Linked DNA regions of Homo sapiens: region 1 is linked to region 2. A link is a loop called in an ENCODE intact Hi-C map of the cell type or tissue named here. Cell type or tissue: PC-9. All regions are shown on one strand. Each heading gives the region's core, and the rest is flanking DNA. Links, peaks and the distances in the headings are about the cores only.

Region 1 (2,811 bases), core at 252-2,751, 83 kb before region 2:
CTCACTGCAACCTCCGCCTCTCAGGTTCAAGTGATTCTCGTGCTCCGGCCTCCCAAGTAACTAGGATTTCAGGCATTCACCACCACACCTGGCTAATTTTTGTATTTTTAGTAGAGACAGGGTTTCACCACGTTAGCCAGGCTGGTCTCGAACTCCCGGCCTCAAGTAATCTTCCTGCCTCAGCCTCCCAAAGTGCTGGGATTACAGGTGCAAACCACCATGCCTGGCTAATTTCTGTATTTTTAGTAGAGATGGAGTTTCACTATGTTGCCCAGGCTGGTCTCCAAATCCTGGCCTCAAGCTATCTTCCCGTCTCGGCCTCCCAAAGTGCTGGGATTACAGATGTGAGCCACCATGCCTGGCGTTTAATTTAAATTTCTTTTTTTTTTTTTGATAAGGAGTCTCATTCTGTCGCCCAGGCTGGAGTGCAGTGATGCGATCTTGGCTCAACCTCTGCCTCCTGGGTTCAAGCAATTCTCCTGCCTCAGCCTTCCGAGTAGCTAGGATTACAGCCATGTGCCACCATGCCTGGCTAACTTTTGTATTTTTTGGAGATATGGGGTTTTGCCATGTTGGTCAGGCTAGTCTCAAACTCCTGACCTCAGGTGATCTGCCCACCTGGGCCTCCCAAAGTGCTGCGATTTACAGGCATGAGCCACCACACCTGGCCCTACATTTCATTTTTATAATTAAAAAAAGAGGCCCCCTAGGCAAAAACTTCATAAACAGAAATCAATGAAAAGGCCAAAAGCTTTAATCCTGCAACAGAATCCCCAATTTGATATGCCAGAGATCTGATAATTCTCTCACCATGTGCTTGCCTTGGCAGCACATATGCCACAATTCTCTATGCTCAAATTCTTCCCAGATAGGCTCAAAGAGTAAAGTGAGAAAGCCAATGTTTAAGGGAAGAGCTCAACTGTGAAAAACAAAATGCTCGGCTGGGCGTGGTGGCTCATGCCTGTAATCCCAGCACTTTGGGAGGCCAAGACAGGCGGATCACGAGGTCGGGAGATTGAGACCAGCCTGCCTTAACACGGTGAAACCCCGTCTCTACTAAAAATACAAAAAAATTAGCCAGGTGTGGTCACGGGCGCCTGTGGTCCCAGCTACTTGGGAGGCTGAGGCAGGAGAACGGCGTGAACCTGGGAGGTGGAGCTTGCAGTGAACCGAGATCGTGCCACTGCACTCCAGCCTGGGCGACAGAGAGAGACTCCGTCTCAAAAAAAAAAAAAAAAAAAACAAAACACCAAAATGCTCTTCAAGCCCCCTGTCAGGTAGAGGCTGCCTGTCTTAGGGCCCTCAGGGCCCTGGAGGTCCACCCTGGTTCAAGTTAGGGAACCTCAGGTGCCCCAAGATCAGATGAATGAGAAGGAGAGGTTGGACTGAGCCTACAAACTACCTTTCTCAGGTACCCCTAAACAGCCTCAGTTTTATCCTCATAAAATCATTCTAGTCCCAGAAATGTCATCTTGTGGTTGGTAACAGGTGAACATTGCTTCTGGCTTCTAAGTCCCAGTCATCAAATCTAGCAATTAAGACACTGGGAGATGGGAAAAGAAAGGGCAGATTTATAAAACAGCAAAAAAGGAAAGAATTTGGTGTCTATTTTATTTAATGCAGGCAGGTGTGTATAGGCACAGAATAAGAAAGAAAAGGTAAAGGAACACGGACTTTTAGATGTGAAACTTGGTATAAGTCAAATAAAGAGGCTATAAAGCATTTCATTTTCACTATCATTTTTGTAAAAGTGATCTGGGCTTATTAAATAAATATCTTTGGGGTAAAATTTCCAATTGAGTTTATACTAAAATGCTGTGACTTTTATCTTTCCATAGATTATATTTGAAATTCCTGAATTTATATTCTGTTGGGGATTTTCACATTCTCAAGGATTCAGATATGACAGGCTCGATGATGAGAAATTTGGTAAGGAATTTTGTCAAAATCATTCAGTACTCTAGGCCCGTGGAAATGTCACCACAATTCGCTTGGGAATAAGAGGTCTCAAAAACGGGACCATCCATATCCTCATTGTAACTGAGGGAGAAGACCATCTCCCCCACATCTTGTCATTAGTTATTCACTGATGGCCTTTTAAAGAAATGAGCAGTTTTATGTGTTTAAAATGTGGAATGCGGAATGACACCTGATGCATGCTTATCCCTCACTGAATGGTGTGAGGTGAGGAAATGCCCAAGGCGCTGGAACACAGAGTGAGGGTCTTACCATTACTATTCAGGGTTTTCATGATAACTTCCATCTGTGCAAATTCATAGTTATAGTCTGGTTCAGAGGAAGCCTCACTGGCTGCATCCAGGTCATGCTCTGGCGGGCCCGTTTCTTTTTCAAAGTCTTTCAACCAATCTCGACGTTTCCTCTTAGGTAAGTTTATTCTGTGGGGTTTTTCACCATTAGAGAAAATCAACTTGTTTTACACTTAAATAGATAACAGAAAAAATGTATACGAAAATATATTACAGAACACAAAGATGTTACCTAAAAAAGTGATTATTTCCCCATAGGATTCGGTCACCATGCCACAGCTGGGTGGTACTGCACACAAGGGTGCCGTTCACACAGGACCTGGGAGAACACGAGGGAAAATACCAGGTAAATGGGAAGGAGCACAAGACCTTGTCCTGGTAGCCAAAGAGATAACTAGGGGAGCTTTCTCTTAATAAATGCATTCCAACTAACGCTTAAAGAAGGAAGAGCAGAATGTGTAACCACTATGAAAACACACAATCTAAGCCATGAGGACCAAGGGCTGCCAACACCCCTCAGAGAATGACAACCTAACATGATGCA
Region 2 (2,811 bases), core at 276-2,775:
TCCCTCCCTGCCTTCCTTTCTTCCCCCTTTCCCTTTCCCCTTCCCCCTTCCCTTTCCCTTTTTCTCTTTCTTTCTTCTTTTTTTTTTTTTTGGAGGAGATCTCACTCTGCTGCCTAGGCTGGAGTGCAATGATGTGATGACAGCTCATTGTAGCCTCAACCTCCTGGGCTCAAGAGATCCTCCCATCTCAGCCTCCCAAGTAGCTGGGACTACAGGTGTGCACTACCACACCCAGCTAATTTTTGTATTTTTTTGTCAAGACAGGGTCTTGGCATATTGTCCAGGCTGGTCTCGAACTTCTGGGCTCAAGCAATCCTCTTGCCTCAGCCTCTCAAAGTGAGGCTGAGATTACACGCATTAGCTACTATGCCTGGCTGCTGTGGTACTTTTCAAGAACACTATTCTTGCAGTTGGTGAGGGGAAGCTACGGTTCCATGAGAATACCTGGTAGGGCAAGAATTGGGTAGAGAAGGAAGTAAAGTCAGGAGGATGACAGACTGGGAGAAAACGGCAGAGGTAAGACACTCATGGTCTGGATACAATTCAAGAATAAAGATGCAGAGGTGCTGGGTGAGATAAGATGCTACAGTCAACAAGTGAAACCTAACATTTCAGAGGTAGCACATTTCAGGGTTGTAAATTCTAACCTGGTCATATAGTATATGTCTGTGAATTGAAATGGATGATCATTACTTTAATTAATAGCTAACACTTACTGAGTTCTAATTATGTGCCAGATAGGTTTCTGTTACTATCTGCTTTAACTCACTTAACATATTTAATGACCCTATACATAAAAACTCTCATTATTATCATTTTTCAAATAAAAAATACTGAGGAACAAGGTATACAGATTGCATGACTTTCACAAGATCATAGTTAACTGGCATCAGTACCATGATTCAAACCCAGGCAGTCTCTGGCTGGAGCACACTGTACACTTAACTGCTATTGAGTATTGCCTCTCTGGCATCAAAGAATTTGGTGAGAGCTCTTTCAGCTTAGGCTAGGTATTGATTGGATAGCAATCCATGTGGATGTTCAATGATGTGGATCATTCATGCTTACAAGGGTTATCCATGTGGTTAATAGCATGAATTAGCCCTTCTGTGTCCTTCATGAATGTGCAGGAGAAGCCTACACAGAGTGAACCTCCAAGAAGGAAAGGCATTTATGGAAAAAAAAAAAAAAGGAACTGGTATGACAACGTGGAGTTAGAAGGCTGCAAACGACTACTTCCTGCTGAGGTAGTAGGAAACTGAGGGCCACTGAAGAGGGGTATAAATAAAGCCACAAAAATGTAGATGCAGATGTGTTGGGAGCAAATCCTAGGCAGAAGGACAGCTGGAACAAAGCTAGAGTGCACAGGATATGTTCAGGGAATAGCAGGTAGACAGAATGTAATTGAGAGCCATACAGCTGGAAGAATAGACAAGAACCAAAATGCAGACAGCATTGACTGCCATGATGACTCAGCCTTTTCTCAGAAGAAATTGCCACAGATGGTTTGCGCAATGGGAATGACATGGCCAGATCTGTTTTAGGAGGGTGAGACTCAAGCGTGAATGTAAGAGGCCACACCATCTAGAGTCAGCAGTGAGACACGCACTGGTGAGCCTCTGCCTGGCACCAACTGCAGCCCTCACCGTGTGTAAGTTAAGACACTACTGCAAGGACAAGACAAAAAGTAGGACAGAAAGACAGAACACAAAGACAACTTGAAGGAAAAATCTGTAAGACTTGTTGAGTGTGTGCCCCCTCCACCTAGCCACTCCACCATGTCTACAAAGATTGAACGACTGCCCCACAGTGTGAAGGGACTTTCCACATGGGACTTCAGTCACAGACCTTGAAGCAGACCTGATGGAATGAATGAAGAAAAAAATGGCTTCCTTTCAATTGATACTTATTATATTGTTGACAGATTTAAAAATTAATTGAGGCTGGGCATGGTGGCTCATGACTATAATACCAGCACTCTGGGAGGTCACAATGGGAGGACTGCTTGAGCCCAGGAGTTCAAGACCAGCCTGAGCAACAGAGTAAGACCTTGTCTCTACTAAAATTGTTTTTAAAAATCAGCCAGGTGTGATGGTGCGTGCCTATAGTCCCAGCTATTCAGGAGGCTGAGGTGGGAGGATCGCTTGAGCCCGGGAGATTGAGGCTGCAGTGAGCCATGGTCATGCCACCGCACTCGAGCCTAGGCGACAGAGCGAGACTGTCTTAAAGAAATAAAATTAAAATGAACTCAAAATACACTTGTAATTTTAAAAAATGCTAATCCTGATATGCCTTCTTAAAAAAAAAAAACCCTGTTTCTTTTTAAAAAATTACCAGTTAATCTATTTTCATTTTCAATAAAACTCAAAAAGAAAAACAACTAATTTTGTACTGAAGCAGACAGACTTGTGGTTTGATTTTTTGGACTACTTTGGTATATTTGAACTACTTCCTTCTGGCATAACTGTATTTGGCTTAATTCTACAAGATATAATGAAGCACAGTGGTGAGGAGTTCAGGATTGGGGGTCAAACAATCCTAGCTCTGCCTTGATCTAGCCATGTTGACCTTGGACAAGTTTACTCAACCGCTGAGTCTCAGCCTCTAAAGCGGGAATAGAAGAGCACTCCTTTAGCACTGTTGAAGGATGGCATGAGGTGGCGTGGGTAATGCTGTACATCATTAGCATGCAGAGTTATTGCTCAATAAATGTTAGATGCCATTGCTGTTGTTACAACAAATAGTCCTCCTCAATTATACACGCAAAATGTCAACATTGCTGAAACTAAATTTCATCTGGGAAAAGGGTAC

What was found. Peaks named below come from ENCODE experiments on the same cell type or tissue, not always from the same donor. Only the 100,000 strongest peaks of a DNase experiment are listed, where the experiment ranks them.
Region 1: a loop joins it to region 2, with 2.2 times the contacts of the local background. A loop is called at or near these places in 4 of 110 quality-filtered maps.

What each region holds. Positions count from the first base shown.
Region 1 is chr6:17,823,539-17,826,349 of GRCh38, forward strand. KIF13A (kinesin family member 13A) reads right to left here. Exons shown (of 39, transcript NM_022113.6): 15 at 2,500-2,586; 16 at 2,230-2,396. Among named protein-coding and RNA genes, the nearest start is that of NUP153-AS1, 120 kb to the left of the region's middle. In PC-9, for the core only: no CTCF peak of the experiment used is centred there; no DNase peak of the experiment used is centred there.
Region 2 is chr6:17,906,377-17,909,187 of GRCh38, forward strand. All of the region lies in intron 2 of KIF13A (kinesin family member 13A), which reads right to left. Among named protein-coding and RNA genes, the nearest start is that of KIF13A, 80 kb to the right of the region's middle. In PC-9, for the core only: CTCF peaks have their summits at 1,816 and 2,018; DNase peaks (open chromatin) are centred at 1,205 and 1,515; H3K27ac peaks cover 2,500 bases.